Linked DNA regions of Mus musculus: regions 1 and 3 are each linked to region 2. A link is a loop called in an ENCODE intact Hi-C map of the cell type or tissue named here. Cell type or tissue: left cerebral cortex. All regions are shown on one strand. Each heading gives the region's core, and the rest is flanking DNA. Links, peaks and the distances in the headings are about the cores only.

Region 1 (7,071 bases), core at 1,742-4,241, 270 kb after region 2:
TTCTTTAAAATAATTGCGATGAGAAGCTCCAACAACTGAGAAAATTTAGGCGGTGTTTAAATCTACCCACAGCTGCATCCTGTTTCTCCCTCCCCCACCCCCCCAAATTATGCAACTCGGTTCGTGAAGAAAGGAAACCATACAACCCGCAGCTAAAGAAAGGGCTTCGCTAGATGTAACTTTTCCATTCTCAAGCACACAGAGAAAATCAGAATTCTGAGCAGGCCTCTGAACCGCCAACATCGTAAACTAAGCGCAGAACACTAAATCACTTTTCTGAACCAGGCTTTCCTCTACGTCCCGAAAAGTGGGTTTTCTTTGATTCATCCCTACAAATAGATTAGGAATACGGGTGTCTTAAAAATCCAGTTCCCAACGCTTTACCCTCTGCCACTGCTTCTCACTGAAAGAGTTACAAGAAGGAAACTACATCTCTCTCCATCAGCTCCAAAAACCTCATAATAGTGTTATAATTTCTCAGAGGTTCTTGAATTCGGAGGTCGGGGGAGAAGTGAAAAGGGAAAAGGTTATGAGATGGAAGAAAAGAGAATCCGAGGCTCTCAAGTTCTTTTCCAGGAAGCCAGCGCGCTAGCCCTCAGGGTCCCTTGGGCGCTGGACTCCGCAGAGGTCTAGGCAAGGACAACGTGCCAGAATCAGGACAAGGCATCTAATCACTCATGACTATTCGCGTCTGTCCGGCCGCTAAGGAAGTCACAGGGGCCGCTTAACGTCTCGACTATGGGGGGGGGGGGGGGTGGAGGGAAGTCCCTCCCCATCCTCCCAGCGTGTGAACCCCGAATAGAGGGGCAAGGAATCTCGCGGGTGGGTACCTTGAGGGCGCTCGGCGCGGGCGCCACCTCTGGGACGGGACTCCACGGCCCCGCAGGAGGACACGGAGGAAGTGGAGGAGAAATCGGAGGAGTCGGAGCCGGGCGAGCCGGGCGCGGAGGGCACGGCGGACAGGTAGCCGGTGTCGCCGGCGCCGGGGGCGGAAGGAGGCGAGGCGCCGTAGAAGTAAGCCAGGTTGAGCGGGCTGGTCATGAGGCCGCAGTCGCCGGCCGCGTCCAGCAGCCCCTCTCCGCCGCGGCTGTCGTCCAGCAGCTTGTCCACGATCATGCTCCCAGGCTAGGCGCTCGGGGTCCCCAGACACCTGCGCCACCGGATGGCTACGCGGTTGGCTGCGGCAGAGCGACTAGTACGTGCGCGCCCGGAGGGGACCGGGCTATTTAAATGAACTGACCTCCTCCTCCGCGCTCCGCCCGGTGAGGCGGCGCCTGGGCTGCCTCCCGCCCCGCCTCCGGATGTGTCTAGTTTCCAGTAAAATGCCCGGGATGAGGCAATGTGCCCTCCGCCCTCGCCCCGCCCCGCCCGGGCCGACCGGTTGTTTTCCGGCGGCTCACCTGGAAACCCCGGCTAGCACCCGCGCCCCGAACCCCCGTCGGGGCCAGCTCCAAGTTTCCCCGGTTGGCCTTCGCTGGACGCACCGCATCCCCAGGGGCCCGGGGTCCGCGGCAACCGCTGTCTGCGCAGGGGCTGCGATGCCCGGGGGCGAGCGGGAGCCCCGGGCTGCTGCAAGAACAGGTCCGCCCAGTTCGGGGAGTGGGAAGCCAGAGCGGTGCGTGCAGAGTTCAGTCTCCTCCCTTGCCTCCAACATTTAGCCCGCCTCCAAACCTGGAAGCGGTTGCCCGCGGACTTTCTGGCCTGGACTCAATTTCAGAGCTCTTGCAGTTTCTCTAACTTCATATCTGGGCCATAAGCAATCTTTTTTTTTTTTTTAGTACAGTATTAGAATAAACAGCAATGACTACCCTTTCGTATCCTTCAATACTAGAAAAAAGCTTCTAGCAAAATGATGAATACGCATATATGCGTGTATATTCTTTGTATGTTTTATATTATTTTTTACGTATTATGTAACGTTTTATTCTGCACAACTTGACCTAGTCCTGATAAACACAGGGATTTTGATGCCTCTACCTTGAATACTTTTTTCAATGTTTATACTTCCGCCGCAAATCCAACTAGCGAACCGTCAAGGGAAGTTTATTTTTAAGGGAGAGAAAGAATGAATGATTAAGTCTAAATTTTCAAGTAACATCTTAACACGTGGGGATAAGGTATACACACACCGATGAAAAGAAACTGACTATGATTAAACATCGTGAGAGGTACAAAGTTCAGTGAACAGCCTAAAAAGAGACTTTCTTGTGGAGAGGGGGAGAAGGGGGAAGTCTTCGCAAAGAATGAGATGAGCCCTAAAGGATGGCCCTAAAGCGTTTGCAGGAAAATCATCTGCCAAGAATTAAGGCCAGGAGTCAGGGAAGAATCCGCAGTGCCTTTTAGGACTGCCAAAGGGAAAATAGCATAAATGTGAAAGGTAACCTGAGCGGAGCACCTACAGGGACCAGCGAAGTTACTAGAACTTTAACGTGAGGGAATCTGAAGCTGGCAGAAATGAAACAGTTTTAGAGAAGATGAGACTGAGGGGAGTCCTAGTGGCCTAAGAAGAAGGAAAAAAAAAGTGACCTAGAAGAAGAGATAGTGGCAAAGAGGTAAGTAGAAATAACTAGATCATTACGTAAGTAAATGGCTCTGCTAGGCAGAATCCACAAATCTAGCATTGCTGACGGGGGTAAGCAGCAGGCAGCCCACAGGTGCTACAGGGCTAGGCAGGTGTGGAGCATGACTAAAAGCACAGCTAAAATTAATATCAATGACGCCTTGCCGTTCGCACAGCTGCTTGTTTTCTGGAAATAAACAAATATGGGGAGGTGAGGGGATTTGATTCCCCTAATTGTTAGCTGTTAGGCTCTTGTTCTGTGCGCAGGCAGCCTTGAGAGAAAAGAACTGTCAAACCACATTCAACACTCCAGAGAGCTACATGGCGGCTGTAGCTTCTAAAACACTACTCCAGCTTCTGAAGATGCAGCCTCAGAGCCACACTTCTCCCCCACCCCCACCCCCACCCAGGAACCCTTCCCACTCCGGCCAGATTGAAGGCCTGTCCCCTGGTGGTAGTCTAGGAGAGACTGCTGCAACTGCTGCAGATGGAACACTGTTGTGATTGGTGTAAATACAGCCCTTCCTTCGCCTGAAGGTCATAGGTGACTAGTACAAACACTTCTTTTCTGGCTTATACTAGAAGCAGACTGCCTGGCCCACGAGGGCCGCTAGCAGACATCCTGCAGTTCTTCCCACCCCCCACTGTTTCAATGGCCCAATTAAGGGCTCTTGAATAAAGTTGCCTCCTTTTCTGTGTGATTAACTTTTAAGTTAGCATACCAAAACCAATGCGTGCCACTGTGGCATTTTTATATGTATTTGTCATTATGATCTGTTCCTTCCCCAACTCATCTCCTTCCCCCACTAGCTGCTCCCTGTCCCCACCAGTTAGATAACCTTCTAGAACACACGTTTTAACCCTCTGCTTCCATCGTCTTCTCTCTACCCTCCTTTCAGATCTTTGTCTCCTCTCTACACACATTCGCAAACTACACACACACACCACACACACGTGAACTGTCACAGTGATTAAAACCCTCATTTGTCTAACGTGGGTCTGACGCTGTTCTAAAGATAAAGATGAGACGACTTGTGGCCTTTTAGGCTCAGATGCACACCGTCTGCATCTAAGGACAATGGAAAAGATGAAAATAATGTATCCTAGAACTCTGTGACTCGTGGAAAGGAGAAATCTCTTCCAAAGTGACCTGAAGACACCCTGGCAGTACAGGTGTTAATAATTTACTTTATTGTGTTTCATACGGCTGAACAGTTTGAACTGTTTTATGGTACAGGTAATGTTGTAACACCATTGTCAGAGCTCTAAAAATGGAACAGAATTCTTTAAGTGTAAATGTAATGAACTTTCTTAATACCGTAAATAGTTTAGAACAGCATTTCCTATTTGAAATGGAGACACCAGTATCTAAGAGGGTGAGCTACTATACTGTATTGGCAGAAGTAAGCAGGCAAGAAGGCAGGAATGGCTGCTCATTGATTTGCTGACAGGAAGGGGAGGGAAATGGGGGGGGGGGGGATGACTGCACTGCCACTTTCAAATGACCGGGCACCTCAGCAAGCAGCTCTTGTGAAGAATTCTGCTTCCACCTGAGAGGACAGTTCTACAGACTGCTCCTGCTACTTGGTCTCCCTCGCCTGATATCAGTCCAGCAGATTACAGGAGTGTGTAACTACAGATGCAGCTGGCGTTGAGACATCTGAAATGTACACTCACCGTTTTGAATCTTAACTTAAGGCTAGGGGAACAAAATCGTATGTTTCACTCAAGGACGTCTTAGACAGAATCATGATTCTAAATTTTATTCATACTGATCCCTGAAATATTACATTAATATCACATTAATTTTCTGTGTGAAGAGACATACATAGATGTTTGTGCAGTACCTTGAGGTACGATAATTGTCTTTAAGGAGAGTGCTTTGGGCTGCAGAGATGGCTCAGTGGTTAAGAACACTGACTGCTCTTCCAGAGATCTCTGAGTTCAATTCCCAGCTTACAACCATCTGCAACGGGGTTTGATGCCCTCTTCTGGTGTGTCTGAAGAGAGCGATGGTGTACTCATATACATAAAATAGATGAATAAAGCTTTAAAAGAAAAAAAAAAGAGTGCTTTGAAAAACAAAATCGTACTTTGCTCACCAGGGTGGAGTAGGGGTTGCTATTTGTTCTAATCAAACACTGGGCTGTAAGCTGAGCCACTGTCAGAAAATACCAATTTCATGTGAAAGGCAACCTAGATATTCTGATTTCTTTTTAATTACAAAGTAAATCTGCTCTCTCAAGAAGAATAGCTATCAGTATTTGTTGACAATGAAAGAATTTAAGGTTTTTAATGAAAAAGTAAACTTTGAGGCAATTTCTGTCAGGTCACCTGAGCTGGATAGCCCCCTGATTGGTACATAAAGACTTCTGTGATGAGGCCAGTATGAGGTTATCCACAAATATAATTTTTAAATTAATGAAACATACATGTGTGTATATCGTTATACCCGTGATAAAGCATTAGAGAACCTACATCACTCAATTAACTATATGTTCCAGATGAACAATGCAAGACATTAAGAAAAATCAACTATGGGTAAAAGAACTATTAAAGTTCAAGCCAGACCAATGGATTTAATGAATCAAAACATAAAAGTTAGCTGGGGTCTCAGAATGTAGCTCAGTCATAGCTTGTTTCTGTATAGCACACACATACACACACACACACACACACACACACACATGCACACACTTTCACATTTGTGTCATTAAACTGGTGAAAAAGGAGCCAGATATCCGGTTCCTCAGAAAATTGGACATAGTACTACCGGAGGATCCCGCAATACCTCTCCTGGGCATATATCCAGAAGATGTTCCAATTGGTAAGAAGGATGCATGCTCCACTATGTTCATAGCAGCCTCATTTATAATAGCCAGAAGCTGGAAAGAACCCAGATGCCCCTCAACAGAGGAATGGATACAGAAAATGTGGTACATTTACACAATGGAGTACTACTCAGCTATTAAAAAGAATGAATTTATGAAATTCCTAGGCAAATGGATGGACCTGGAGGGCATCTTCCTGAGTGAGGTAACCCAATCACAAAGGAACTCACACAATATGTACTCACTAATAAGTAGATATTAGCCCAGAAACTTAGGATACCCAAGATATAAGATACAATTTGCTAAACGCATGAAACTCAAGAAGAACGAAGACCAAAGTGTGCACACTTTGCCTCTTCTTAGAATTGGGAACAAAACACCCATGGAAGGAGTTACAGAGACAAAGTTTGGAGCTGTGACAAAAGGATGGACCATCTAGAGACTGCCATATCCAGGATCCATCCCATAATCAGCTTCTAAACGCTGACACCATTGCATACACTAGCAAGATTTTGCTGAAAGGACCCAGATATAGTTGTCTCTTGTGAGACTATGCCAGGGCCTAGCAAACACAGAAGTGGATGCTCACAGTCAGCTATTGGATGAATCTCAGGGCTCCCAATGGAGGAGCTAGAGAAAGTACCCAAGGAGCTAAAGGGATCTGCAACCCTATAGGTGGAACAACATTATGAACTAACCAGTACCCCGGAGCTCTTGACTCTAGCAGCATATGCATCAAAAGATGGCCTAGTCGGCCATCACTGGAAAGAGAGGCCCATTGGACTTGCAAACTTTATATGCCCCAGTACAGGGGAACGCCAGGGCCAAAAAGTGGGAGTGGGTGGGTAGGGGAGTGGGGGGGAGGGTATGGGGGACTTTTGGGATAGCATTGTAAATGTAAATAAGGAAAATACCTAATAAAAAATATTTTTTAAAAAGGAGCCAGATATCATTTAAAATATTGTACTGTTGAATTAATACGTTAGAAAACTTAGAATGAGCAATTCCTGAAGATGCGCCAATCAGCAATGAGTCAGCAAATCAGGGCTCCTCTCAACATTCTTCCATCTTCCCTGTTTCCAAACATCAGGTCAAATCCCAGCTCCTGAAACTCATTCTAGATCTTACAGGCCTGTCCCATTACCTGCAGGGCAACCTCTCCATCCACCTACATCAACCAATACAGGATAGAGTTCCAGAGAAACCCAACAAAGAGTCTGAAGTGGCAGGGAGAGTGATGAAAAAAAAAAAGATTCTGCAGAAAGAACTAAGGATGGAAACAAGGTGTTTAGTTTTGGTTTGGTTTTGTTGGGTTTTGTTTTTGGCTTTAGTTTTATAAGTCCAATGTCTCATCAGAATCCTTGAGATTCTCAGTGACTCTCAGCCATTTCCCCAAGTTTCCAGATGGGTATAACTCTTACCAACTGGTGTTCTGTGCCACATACGATCTTCACACTGGTGTGGGGCACCTGGTACAATTCCCCGGTGATTTCAATAGCGCCCCCACCCCCAACAAAGGAATTCCCTATCTGTTAGAGCACCCTCATTTAAATTCCTTCACCCAATAATTCCAATGTCACTTACATGATTCAGGCTGCTGAAAGAGGAGGCGTGTAATAATAAGAGAATTCAAAAATAGTCTCAGATGTACCTTGTGTGGTTCCTTGGGAGAGAATGGAA
Region 2 (7,071 bases), core at 2,292-4,791:
CACATGAAGTTTCATCACACCATGGAAAACAGCATGACTGAGAAAGAAGAGCATGAAATGTAAAACTTACAAATTGTTTATTTCTGGAAACTTTCATTTATTAATTACAGCTGGGATGGATTGGTCATGGTGACCGATACCAGAGACTATGAAATCAGAGAAAAGGGAAGATCATCACACAAAGTAAATCATGGGCCAGATCCCAGGTAATTTAATCACCTGTTACGTGTGTGGAATAGGTGGTCCGTCTGGGATCAGATCAATTTTAAAATTTATACATTCTGCCCTGTCTGACCCAGGGTCCTTCACCTTTGCCACTTTTCCAAGGAAATTTCAGTGTCTTTGGTTACAACATACATTAGTAAAATGTGTAATTCTGATGCACATGCTTGATAATGTGCAAGAAATCAGTGGAAAATATACAAGGTGTGACTTCTCAGAACAGAAAGGCCAGCAGTAGGATGACAAGATAAGTCATCATCCAATTCAATTGATTCAGTGGCCAAAGTTCATAGAGTCCTCTTGGTCCCCCTGTCTGGCCGGTATGGTCCCTGAGCATCTCCCTGTGTTTTCTTCTTTCTTCTTCTCTTACCTGCATCCATTTCCTGAACCTTATGTTCCCAACAAAAGGCTCTACATTCTAATTCCTTTCTTTAAAGGTGGTATTAGTTATCTTTCTTGTCACTATGCCAGAATTTCTGACATAAACAATTTAAAGATGGGACAAATTTTCTGAACTCACAGTATCAGAGGTCTCAGTTCATCTTTGTGGGAAAGTTGGGACAGAGATACTCATTTCTTATGATTCCTTAGGGACTTACTCCTCCAGTTCAGCTCCACTTCATAAGGCTGTCAGAACAGCTCTACAACAATGCCACGGTCTGAGACCCAAGTCCTTGGCTAGGAGAGTACATCAACCCATAGCAGGACTTTTCTGTCTACTTCAATAAACTTAATAAGGAGTCTATGATAAAGCAGTGTAGGCATGAATGCATACAGTTGGTGCACGCTTTCCAAGCTAACATGTTGTAAGCAGCTGAAGGCTTCTGGGAGTGCTATGGATTTACATAAAGCATGAACTTTTAAATGGTACCTTAACCCTGGTACCTAGAACCTCAGAGAACAGACCTAAAAATGCCTGCAGGGCACCTTTCAATTGCATTTATCTAGTGAGTTCACCTGCCTTGGCCTGTGGTTGTTATGCTGATCTGTTTCCTAGGAACGCTGGCCTATCTAAGGTGTTAACACAAGATAGAACACATCCGTGTGTTTGACAACTTGTTTATGAATAGAAGACTGAAGAAATATTTGTTTTGCTTGTAACTATAAAAGCTGTTCAGCGTGGGGTTTGGAGTCTGAATCCATTTATTCTTGGTGCAAAGTAGGGCCCCTGCCAAGGCATCAGGCAAACAACAAAGAAGAGATAACAACCAGATTCTTAGTAATAATTTGGCAAATATTCACCCTTCCCCAGTATAAGGCTATGACAAAAACAAAACAAACAAACAGGCAAATGAAGGTTAGGTCAGGAGTTACTATTTTCACAAAAAAGCTCATAACATAAGATTAAGTAGTTACTGGTTTTACAAAAAAGTTCATAACATAGGATTAAGTATGCAAACAGACTCTAGTTTGCTCTATGGTCCATTTACTGGGTCTTACAGAGCCAGGCCTGCCTTGTTTAGAAATTCCCTCCTCCTTTGTTCTAGTTTGACTTCTGTTGCTGAGGTAAAAATACTCTTATTAAGATCAATTTAGAGGAGGAAAAGATTGATTTGGCTTCATGCACTTCAGGGTCACATTCCATCAGTAGAGGAAGTTAGAACAGGAATTCAAGGCAGAAATCACGGAGGAACACTGCTTGCCTGGTCCTTCCCTTGATCATGTTTAACTAGCTTCCAATTACAGCTCAGGACCACCCGCTTAGGGATGGTGCCACCCACAGTGGGCTGGGCTCTTCTCCATCAATTAATATAAAACAAAATAACTCCCACAGACATGGCAACAGGCTAACTTGATAGGAAATTTCTCAGTTGGGGTTTCTTCACAGATGATTTAAGGCTAACTAGAACATCCTTAGAAGGCCAAGTTGTCTTAGCATGCCTAAGAAAAAAGGTAAAAAGAAAAGGGAGGTGGTTAGGCCTCAGACTTAAGAACTATACCATGCCTAATGTTGCACATTGTGAACGCAGGTGAAAGCTTCCCCAACTTGGCTTCTTGGAAATGCATGCATCACTAAACTAAGCTACTTGTTCACAAAGTTTACATTGGTGGCATTTCCTCAGTATTATATTTCATCTTTTAATTATGTTTTACTACCTGTCATAGTAATCTATGCACCTTGTTTTCAATGCTTAATGATACTAAAATATTTGTTAAAAGTAAAGAAGCAGTTCCCTGGATTCACCTGCCTCTCTTCAAAAGTGACTATTTTCAACTCCTTCGACCTACATCTGGGAATAACTTGAGCTTGAACTGATGAGTACGTACAGACATACATATTTGCAGATGGGTATGCAGAGTTATTGATGGTAAAAAGCTGACTATAAGAATACATACTTGTAAATGGTATTGAACACTTCTCTTGCTACCACTTTTTAAACAAAACACTTTATCATGGAAAATTCCAACACAATGAGCCTTCTCCTGACACGCAGCCAATGGTATTTGTATCTATAACTTTACTCAGTTGTTCATCCATCCACCTCAAATGTATTATTATGAAGCAATACAAGACACTCTGTCATTCTAACTATAGATATGTAATTCAATGTAATCATTAAAAAGTCTGGATCACTTATCACAAATAGTTAGCCTACTATTATGATGCATCTAAATATAACAAATTATCCCTAGAGGTCATTAAATACGGTTACTTTTACATATACAGATTTTTTTTTCTGGTTATCACCTAATTCCTCACAGTTGGCTCAGAAAAATCAGAATACAACCCTGTTATATATATATATTGTTTTTTTTTCATTGTGCCATTTAATTATTTCTTTGAATATATAGTAGTTCAATACTGGGGCCATTTTTATTTTCAGGAGACAGTTTTGGTTGCTACAACTTGCCTGGAAAGGCAGCATCATACCAATAAAGTGGGGTTATGGGGTTGGGGTGGGGCATTAAAAACTAAAATATATTTTAGTTATAGAGTTTAGAAATCCTGAGCTATGCTATTAGGGATTTTGTCTCCACTTCTCTCCTCAGCTCTCTTCTCTCTTCCTCCTTCTTCTCCCCCCACTCCTGACCCGGCTCCCTCAGCCACATATTCCCAGACCACTTGACATTTAAAGTTTCCCACATTCTGGAATTTACTGACAGCTTTTCCATTTTTATATAGAACACATTCCTTCTTCTTTAAGATTTTTGTAAATTTTGAGTACAGGCTGTTAGCATTTTTTTCTAGGTTCTGTTGGAGCCCAGAACAAAGTCTCAGTTGGGCTGTAGGTGACAGATAGCACCAACTCAGCAGCCGTGTGAATGAACCCTTTAGGAAATAAATCTTTCACCTGATGCTATCAGAAAAGATGGGCCCTACCCAGCTAAGCCCTGCCTAAGTTACATATTCATGAGCAACACTGTTTTTGAAAAGACTACAACAAGTATTTTTGTAAGCCCAAATCAAAGCGGTGTGCTAGCTCGGGATGCCTAATAGCTGAGGTGAGACACAGTGGAAGAACTGAGGAGTGCATTGCTCTACAGAAAACCCTTTTGACCAGCAGCTATTAAAAGAGAAAGTCTTTTCTCTTGATTCATAGCAGAGGAAGGAAGCCATAGGACAAGGAACAAACAGTGATGTTTCCATGGTAACCGAGAGTGACTCACTGGCACTGTTGGTAATCACTTGTGTGCCCATCAATACACTGGGAGTTGGGGAACATTTTCAGTTAGCAGAAGCTTGTATTGCCAGATGAGACATAAAAAAGCAAATATCCAATCACTTTAAAGAAGAATTTTTTTAACCAGGGTGAAATATCAAGAAGTAGAATAAGCTGCCTACACAAGACTCTGTTGTAAGGAGCACATCCTTAAATATAACCCAGAGCTAACAGACAGTGTTCTGTTAGGGTTGCATTATCTGTTGAATCTCAATTCATAGTGTGCTAGTAAAAACTTCTCTTTCCCAAACTTTGAGGGAGCAGAAAAGAGAGCACTGAATGTCATTCTGTTATTTTTGACTCAATTCCAGTCCACAGTGAAGAACTGCTTGGCAAAATAAAAGCAATAAGAACAAGTTCCAAAGTCATGGGCACTCCCTGGAGAATTGGTAGATTCCAGGGCTAAAACAGGAAAGGGACACATACCCTACACTCTCTTTGTGGGATAGAAGGTTAAGAACATTGTTAGAAGTAAAAACGCAACCATGTTGAAAGGGCAAGGGGTCCTTAAAAGCATACAGTGACCAGAAAATTTTCAGACGTTCAATAACAGTAATATTAGATTATACTTCCAACAATACAATTAATGTCTAGTGTATAAATAGACAAGTCTTCCTGGTAGAAGAATTTTACATAATGCATAGAAAACGTCCATCAGACAACCATAGGAATAGTTGTGGAAGGTAAGATCCACCAAAAGAAGTTAAAATTAATGGGCAAAAGTTTAAGCAGAAATAGTATATTTGTATATCTATAATTATCTTCCTTAAAGTGTTGAGTAATAAGCAAGAAAATGGAAAATTGATGGTGGAGACTCTGACAGATATTATCTTCATGAAGCTATCAAAACATCACCAATAATATGCATAGAAACTATATATATCCTGGTATGAAAGATTGAAAAGGGTTCATACATCCACAGTGTACTGTGAAATACAAGATAATCTCATATTAGTCATGATAAGAAGAGCATCTCCCACGAAGACAACTGGTGCTTTGGAAAGTGTCAAAATCATGAAAGACAAAGAAAAATGAAAGATGTTTAACAAATTAGCTGCAAAAGAGGAAAAACCCAGTTATTATTTTACTACTTACATACATCCAATACTTACAACCCAACATAAAACAACAGATGTGAGAGCAGTTCCCTGTAGAACAGGCAGTTCTCCAATGGGCCCTAACTACAATTCCGATAGAACTTACCTGAACCCAGAATTGGCTCCCACGGGTTAAACATTTAGTCATAGACTATCACCCCGGCATCCGACAGCAACTGAAAGGTGTAAGCTGTTTCTTATACCTGTGATAAATCAGGGTATCAGTGACTCCCTTCTTGGATTCAATTGCTTTGCTAAGATAGCTCTCATGGCTTAGGAAAACACTTGCTCTAATTTTTATATTGACATGGAATATAATGAAGGATACAGAGGGATAGCCAAATGGAAAGGTGCACATGACAGATGTGTATGAGGAGGCGGTGAGCATTTATGTCTCCCCAGCTGTGCCACAGTCCAGGTACCTGATCGGCATTCTGAAGGTTCTCCTAACTCTCTCACTTGGAGGTCTTGTGGAAGCTTTGTTATGAGAGTATGGTTAACTGCATCACTGATCTTTGGTGATCACCTCACTCTTCAGCCTTTCTCCCCCTCTATCTCCACAGAGGCTGGGGGGTGAGTGCAGGTGAAAGTCCCACCCTTCTAGCTACAAGGCTAATTCTCTGGAACCTGGTTACTATGCAGCAACACACCAAGAAACACCTCATTAGAACAAAAAGTGTGTCTGTCACCAAGGAAATCCCAAGGAACTTTTCCCAAGGGATGTGTAAGTCATATGTTCCAAACACTAAGGAATCTATAACAGTCTTAGAATGACTTCATGCTCTTGTACATGGGTCTTACTTTCACACCTTTAAGGTGTGTGTGTGTGTGTGTGTGTGTGTGTGTGTGTGTGTGTGTTTAACTTTGAGTACCTGTAGAAGCCAGGAAACCAGAGAAGGGCCACTGGATTGGGGACTGTCATAAGGCAGGGGATAGCAAGCATAAGTGACATGAAAACAGAGAGAATAGTCGGAGCAGGAAGTTTAAGCAGGGATGGGAAGGCAATGGGCCTGCAAACAACTGGGCATGTCAACAGTCAGCCACTGAAGCTCAGGAGGCAAGACTCCTCCCTACTGACCCACTGCTAGATTACTAGGGCAAAGGCAGGCATCATCTTCATCATCTATGGCTGCATATCCATCCATGAAAGCACAAGGCTCCACTCATGGTCACACAGATCAATAATCTCAGTGGGCCTCAAACTAAAACAGAAAAATACATGGATGTGGGAAAGAGGAGAGCGTTAATAAGAGTGACAGAGATGAGAGAGGATGGGGTTACATTAATCAGAATTCATCAGACTCATGTATGAAACACACCAAAACTATGTTTCAATAAAAAGTCTGAGGGGTTATCTGTCAGCAACTGGAATCAAAGACCAAATATTACAAGACTCTCTTGGTACCCTAATCTATACGAATCTGTGAAATACTGGCACACACAATGCGGGGAGCAACCACCCAATCTCTGGTTGGATTTAAGAGACACTCCATAAGATGGAACCCATTCCTGACACCGCTCAGGTGGCCAAGAACCTGAGACCAGATAGGTCAGGGACCCTGAAGAAAACCACATTCTATTGTTCTGCTAAAGGAACATAATGACAATAGTAGCAATAAAATGGCTGTTAATAACATCCTGCTGTGCTCATAAATCACAGTGTTCTGCTCAGCCATCACCAGCAAAGCGTCCTCATGCAGTAGATGGGAACACATGCAGAGGCTCACAGGCAGGCCATGTGCACAGTGTGAGAGAGCTCGGAACGTTCAGTACTAAACAGGATGTTTCATCAAATCCCTCCCCTCAGGGCTCAGGAAATTGTGTGAAAGAGGCCAGAGGGAATAGATGACCCTAAGAAAACCAGATACAGCGGGACTGGTGCACTTAGGAACTCAGAGAGACCTGTAGCAACACACATACACACACAGGGCCTGCATATGCCCAAACAAGATGGGGTCTCAGTACTGAGAGGTGAATGTGACCATAAGCTTTCATCCCCAAACAAGAACCAATCTCCAACTGACAGCTGCTCACAAAGGAAAAGTTACTTTCTCCAAGGGAGTATTTGCTGCGTGTTGCTCAACCCACAC
Region 3 (7,071 bases), core at 2,260-4,759, 280 kb after region 2:
CTCACAGTCAGCTCACGCAGCCTACACGGGAACTTTTACAAAAGGCTGAATCCATAGCTGGACCAGTAGATTTGATAGGACCATACCTTAGAGGATGTGAAACCAGGCTTTGGAATTGGTTTAATCTGGATTCTGTCAGTGGAACCAGCAGTTGAGCAGGAGAAATATTTTCCAAAATTTTCAATTATTTTTTTTGTCTGTCTAATTATTTATTTGAGTGGAGGGGTGTCTTCTTCAATAACTTCACCTTATATGCACAAATTTTGGGCTACCAAAAACTTTGGAGCTTAGACAAACAGTATATTGAAAGTGGCCCCGTGAATGTTGCTACCACATGGTACCTCCTGCGTTACAAGCCAACTGTAATCTGTCACTGTGCCCTAGATATTTAATTAGCGTTGCGTGTAAGAATCTCTCTTATCTTAATTCTGGATTCTGTTCAACGCCACAAGTAAAAAAAAAAAAATTTTCCTTGGTTGTTGAAGAGCTATCAAAGTTTGGCACAGGATGACAGGCCTAGAAGGCCCTGGTCCAACCCCGCCTCTGCGATCAAGTTTGATCTGACATGACAATAGCGATTTCAAGGGTCAGTTCAGCAGCCTGGCCCAGAAAACTGGATTTTCAGATTCCTCTAACCCTTGTCTCCCATCTCATATTGAACCCACCTTCTTTGCCCTTAGCAGAAGTAAAAACCAAAAAGCCATTACAGGTTGCTGAGAGCTGGCCATGGGCAGCTATTCTAACTAGAAAATGAGCCATTTTCACTGTTTCTCGAATTATGGAGAATTCATGAGAGAAAAACTCGTGGACCATCTCTGTGTTATGAATGTGTAAATGAGGAAATGGGGGGGGTGTAAAGAAAGGAGGTGGGGGTGAAGTCAGAGACACCCAATTCCCACACTCTGGGTTCTCTCCATTCACCTGTAGACACAGGTCTTGCCACTTGCATCCATGAGTTGCCCTGTAGCTCTGGCCCCTTTAAATCTCTGGGAAACCTCCCAGGATTTCTTTTGAACTTAGTGTTCTGGTGACAAGCGGTCCAAATGTTTAAAAGGATCCAGTGTACGTGGAATCCAGCACATTAGCCCAGTGGTTTTCATTGGAACAATTTCCAGCCATCCACTTGGTTCTACAGTGCGGGTAGACTTTGAGGAAGGTTTTCTGTCTCAATCATTGTGGTGCTGAATGCAGAATTACTGGGCAGAGTCTCTATTCTTAACTCAGTTATCAATCGTTGACTTACACTCACGATGCGCATTAACTACTGATTCACTCCACCCAGTCAAACACTGCAAAATGAGTTAAGAAGAAATAGGCAGGGCTGGCCAGACAGCTCTGTGTGCAAAGGTGCTTGCCACCAAGTCTAAGGACATCATTTGGAGCCCCAGAACCCACATGGTAGAAGGAGAACCCCAGAGCCTACAGGGTGCCCTCAGACTCACACACACACACACACACACACACACACACACACACACACACAAGTGTGTATATATACACATATATGTTATATACATATATATATGTATATATATATATATATATATATATATATATGTTATAAAAAATTTAAAGAAGAAAATGATCATGGCATAGGCACTTTGAAAACTGATAGATATGGCAAAGCTTTAACAAGTTATACACAGACCCAGAAAAATGTCTCAGTGGGTAAATCACTTGCTTCAGTGAGTTCAAATCTCCAAAACTCATAGTGAAAGGGGAGAGAGCTGTCCTCTGAATGTTGTCATCTGGCTTCCACTGTAGCATGCGCACACTTAGACAATAATAATCATTTAAGGCCGGGCAGTAGTGGTGCATGCCTTTAATCCCAGCACTCGGGAGGCAGAGGCAGGCAGATTTCTGAGTTCGAGGCCAGCCTGGTCTACAGAGTGAGTTCCAGGACAGCCAGGGGCTACACAGAGGAAACCCTGTCTCGAAAAAAACCAAAGGGGAAAAAAAAATAATCATTCAAATTAGCTTCAAGAGTTCTACACAAGATTACCACGTGATCTGGCAATTTGGATTGTGGGTATCCAGCCAGAAACACTTAAAGCAAAGAGATACTTGTCAGCGCAGGCTCCCAGCATAAAGCTCATCACTTGGATGTCGTGTGTAATTTTACCATAATTTTTTAGACATTTTGAAATATTTAAAGATAGACAGCAAGAAAACTCCCCTTGAGCAGAAAAAGAATCGAAACAGTTCCGTCCTTGGCAGCCAGTACTTTTAAAACTCTTGACAAAAGATGGAGACAGAAGAGAGTACAAAGAGACAAGCAACCAGAGAAAAGTCGCCAATGTCACGTGAGTAAGCACATAGACCATTTACAGCGGGGCATCTTGCTGTTGTTTTTGTACTCCTGCGTGCCCTATAGAGAGTTCCTTACACATTCCTTTCCTGAACACCCCTCATGAGCGTTTAATACTGCAGATGATCTGATGGAGCATCTGCACGCCCTGGCTGCCTGCAGGGCAAACAGAGGATGCCCATTGTAACAACTGAAGGTTTTTCCCTTAAGAAGGCCCAAAAGGTCACAAAAAGAAACAATATTTGCTCTCTCTGGTGATGCTATCCAAGTGGAAAATGCACACAGTATAGCCTGAACCCCTCTCCACGGGTGCTATTCAAGATGCCAAACTTAACCAAAATAACCAGAGGGACTGAGAGTGGTCGTAAATTACGCCATGCATTGTGTTCTTAGCTATCCAAGTAGACTCGTTCATCCCTCCCACTTAAGTGATAGCACTGAGTCTGGAGGGAGTGCAGTCTGCAGTCTGTGAGACATTTCTGCAAAATAACCCAATATGTAAATGTTCTTCTATATAGCCTCATGGAGGCTACCTATAAAAACAGATCACTCAGTCAGCTTATTAGCTCCCTCTGAAACATCAGGGATGCTGCAGACACATGGGTGGGGCTACCCAAGGCTCCCTTCCTCATAGGGATCAGCAATGGATGCTGTACTGGGGGAGGCGGAATGTCCTCCCAGCGTTCGAGAAGAAAAGGTCCTGAGAGGGGCAAAAGGAAATTGGTGACAGGATACCTACTCTACAATCTCTGTTACTGTTTCCAAAAAGAACACAGAAAGTAAATGGCCAGCTCTTATCAACTCCTGAGGGCAGGCAGCCACCCTCCTGTGGCTCCACTCTCTGAGGTATAAAACACTTCCCTGTGGTCTCCTTCATATGTGAATTATCATGGTGGTTATCAATAAGGACTGCATCAGTTAACTATGAACAGAGAGTATGTGGTAGCCAAGACTCAGCAAAGAAGTAGAAGAGTTCTTGGGGGGAAAGCTGCCTGCTCCTATTGGTACCTTCGTGTCACTGGCCTGGTGGCAAATCTAGGTTCTGAATTCTATCTGGGAGACTCTGAGCCAACAGCTCAGTTCTCCTGGGTCTAGGAAATATAGCTGAGTACACTGTACCTCAAATGGTAATGTGAGGGAAAGCTGAGCTCTTGCAAGTTCAGCTCCTAAAACAAGTGTTTACAAATAGTCAAGTCCAGTATTTGCTCCATGAGACACTTGGGGTGGGGGTGGGGGTGGGGGTGGGGCTCACAGTTCCAAACTGAAGGAACAGAAAGTGCTTTGATCAGAAACCACAGATGTGAGCTCAAATGAGTTTCTTCACCCACCCACCATTCAGATGTGATGCTCTCTGAGCCTGTGAAAGATTTCATAATTCTGAAACTGTCAGTCAGCTGAGGGCTGGATTCCCCTCTTAGATGTGTTCATGGCCTCCTCCCATAAAAACAGAGGAAATTCAAATATTTGTTAAAAAAAAAAAACACCAAAAACTTTTAGTTCATAAGTCATAATTAACTGCTTGTAAGTAAACTTCAAAAATTGGTTAAATTAAGAGCTTTGCAAACCTTAGAACTCTCCGAATAAAACATCCATTTCCCATACTGACAATACCACCCAAGACAGAAGGAATGCTTAGATCCCACTTAGAAACATTCACCCACTTACCCTCGGGACTTCAGCATCGAGCCAACATCAAAAGGCGAAGTTCAGCATGGGCCTCAGGATCTTCTTGGTAAGCTGAGGGCAAGAGAGCAAGAGGCCACCAGATCAGTGTCAGTCCATAGCCAAAAGGAAACAGTCTTCAGGAGTGATTAGTACGTGGTCTCTGAACAATCAGAAAGCATCCCTGGAGATCAGGGTCCAAGGAGACTGCAGCTTCTGGGAAGGTTACTGTCTGTGTATCTTTGTCAGGACAAAGGAAAGAAAGGGACAGGTTTGTCCCCTTTTCCTTCATAAGCCAAAAGGATCAGTATCTTAATAGCAGTTATGCTGACCCTGGCATTGCCTGTACCCTAGGCAGAACGCCACCAAGTGCATGATTGTGCACTGACTTCCTACGGGGACTCATCCTAGATTGACTTCTGTCTCTTCAGGGCTTGTCACCTGTACCCTGACCAGCTGTGTCCCTAACCTGCAAAATGATAGAGAGGTGCTGGAGGGAGTAGAAAACACATTGTATTCTCAAGTCAAATAAAAACATGTTTCCATGAGATGTTGCTTAAGCTTTTCTGTATCAGGGATAACTACTGCAGTAAATGGGCGCTGGACATTTTTTTCTATTTTGTTATCCAGACAACCTATTGTCCAACAGTGGCTCTCAACGCTCCTAATACTGTGACCCTTTAGTTCACTTCCTCATGTTGTGGTGACCCTGGACCATAACATTATTTTTGTTGCTACTCTATAACTGTCATTTTGTTACTGTTTTGAATGGTAATGTAAATATCTGATATGTCAAATATCTGATAAGTGACCCCTTCAATAAGGTCATTCAACCCCTCCTAAGGAGTTGCCACCCACAGGTAGAGAACTATTATACTAAGAGAAACAAACAAACAAACAAACAAACAAACCATTCCACCCGACCAGGTACTTATTTCTTTAGAGGCCAGATTCAAATTAAGAGTGTAATGCCAAGTTCTTAAAATTTACATAATAAATGTCACATCCTCTCTGGGCCAGCCCCTTTGCTTGATACAGTCAGTTCACTAGGGCTGGCAGCATAGAGAACCTCTAATCCATCCCATCTAGAAACATGCATTCACATGGACAAATCTCTTAAACTTTTATGAAGCTATAGGTTCTGCCAAGCCATCCCCAGCTCAATGGTTTCTCTAATTCATAAAACGGCCATTCATAAATTTTAGTTTTATAGAGGTGATATGAGAACTACCTAGGATATGCTATCAAATACTTCAACCTACTCAAAATATATTTTTCCACAAAGAGGCAGTTTTGTTTGTTTTGTTGTTGTTTGGGGGGTTTGGTTTGGTTTGGTTTGGTTTGGTTTGGTTTGGTTTGGTTTGGTTTGGTTTTTCGAGACAGGATTTCTCTGTATAGCCCTGGCTGTCCTGGAACACACTCTGTAGACCAGACTGGCCTCGAACTCAGAAATCTGCCCGCCTCTGCCTCCCAACTGCTGGGACTAAAGGCGTGTGTCACCACCACCCGGCAAGAGGCAGTTTCATAAAGCCAAGTGTGGCGGTGCATGCCGTTAATTCCAGCACTCAGGAGGTAGAAGCAGGAGGATATATGAGTTCGAGGCAACTCTGATCTACAGAGTGAGTTCCAGAACAGCCCAGGCTACACAGAGAAACCCTGTCAAAAACAAAACAAAACAAACAAACAAAAAAGACATACACAAAACAAAACCTGTAGCTTCATGTTTACCTTTATGAGAAAGTAAGCCTTTAAACCCACCCATCAAACCTCCCAGAAAACTTCCACCTTAGGGTAGCCACCATTTTCCATCACCAGCTTAAGGTAAATTCATACATCAGATATACAAAGTCAAGCATCTTCATCAGCCACCACATGTACCCTCCACTGGTATCCTAATTCTTCCTGGGCCTTTATAGGCAACAGATACAACTCAAGCTATTGCCAAGATATCATAGCATCCTGCATCCCCAAAACAACAAACAAACCACTGCCCCACAATATTTTGCCACAAAGCAAATGTTACTACTTTATAAATCAGCAGACATCTAGCTCCCAAGGAAAGAGCATGGGAAAGGAACGGGTTGAGGGCAGCTTAGCTCTTTAGATCCCTTTTCATATTGAACATCAAATAATAAAAGTATACCTTTGTATTTGAAGATTCGAGTCACACAAATACGTAAAAGCAATTCAACTGCTTTCAGCTGTAAGCAGCGACAATGCCCCCAAGTACGTGAGAGCATCAGAAGACGGCTGGGTTTCCTTTTGAGGTTACATGATAAAGAACAGTTAAGCAGCCTCTTTCTCTAGAGCTCGCCGTCTGACCTCGTGGCGGGAGGAGGCCAGTCCTTGGCCCTGGCCTCCTTTATAGGGCTGGCTTTCTTTTTGCCAGCTAAGTGGGCAGAGGGGGCGGGGAAGCCCAGCACGCCTAAAATACACCCTATGCTCATCCTCGGGTTCGATCGGGGGTGCGTGGGCACCGAGAAGGGCCGGAGGAGGCGAGGCGGGCAGCGAGGACTAAGTTTGTGGACTTTTTCCACACGCTGGAAATTCCCAGGCCAAAAAGACACCGACCCGAGTCCCGGACATTCCCCGCCAGGGCGGTCCCCAAGACCCGGACTGGAGCCGCGCGGAGGACTGAGGCCCCGCAGAGCTGTTTTCAGGACTCCTGTCCCAGTGTCCCGGGAATCTAGGGGATTATGGCTCCTCGTTAGAGTCGCCTCAGGGACTGTCATGTTTTCATTGTGACCTCAAAGGCCTGGAAACCGGTCTGGAGGATTACTGGAGGATTACTTCCCCCGGTTGAGTTTGGTGAGCATGGCAAAGCGGCATCTCTGTTGTGTATTCCTAATCTGCCACCATAAATGAAGCAGGGCTCCTTAACTGAATGACTGCAGGCAAAAGTGATGGGAAAGTGGTCCTATCTGCCTGCCATTGCACAACACTGAAGGGGTTTCTCCTGACAGCATGCAGTTTCGCTGCTCAGTTTTGGAACCCTCATTACAGTGATTTCAGAACCGTTTTTTCTTCTCTTCTTTCATCATGTCCAGGCATTCGTTGTCACAGTCTAGTTTTGTGATTACGTAGGAAACACCCGCTGTCCT

Evidence for each region. Hi-C counts contacts between places; a loop is a spot of excess contacts. Peaks named below come from ENCODE experiments on the same cell type or tissue, not always from the same donor. Only the 100,000 strongest peaks of a DNase experiment are listed, where the experiment ranks them.
Region 1: a loop joins it to region 2, with 1.8 times the contacts of the local background. A loop is called at or near these places in 2 of 42 quality-filtered maps.
Region 3: it touches region 2 in a loop (1.8-fold over the local background); 2 of 42 quality-filtered maps call a loop at or near these places.

The regions. Positions count from the first base shown.
Region 1 is chr16:55,820,938-55,828,008 of GRCm38, forward strand. It overlaps Nfkbiz (nuclear factor of kappa light polypeptide gene enhancer in B cells inhibitor, zeta), which reads right to left and starts at 1,201. Exons shown (of 12, transcript NM_001159394.1): 1 at 831-1,201. The coding sequence starts at 1,116. In left cerebral cortex, for the core only: a CTCF peak has its summit at 3,023; no DNase peak of the experiment used is centred there; H3K4me3 peaks cover 179 bases; H3K27ac peaks cover 17 bases.
Region 2 is chr16:55,547,327-55,554,397 of GRCm38, forward strand. All of the region lies in intron 1 of Gm45968 (a long non-coding RNA gene), which reads right to left. Among named protein-coding and RNA genes, the nearest start is that of Gm45968, 32 kb to the right of the region's middle. In left cerebral cortex, for the core only: no CTCF peak of the experiment used is centred there; DNase peaks (open chromatin) are centred at 3,446 and 3,831.
Region 3 is chr16:55,832,348-55,839,418 of GRCm38, forward strand. It overlaps a transcript of Nfkbiz not described here. Among named protein-coding and RNA genes, the nearest start is that of Nfkbiz, 14 kb to the left of the region's middle. In left cerebral cortex, for the core only: no CTCF peak of the experiment used is centred there; a DNase peak (open chromatin) is centred at 3,633.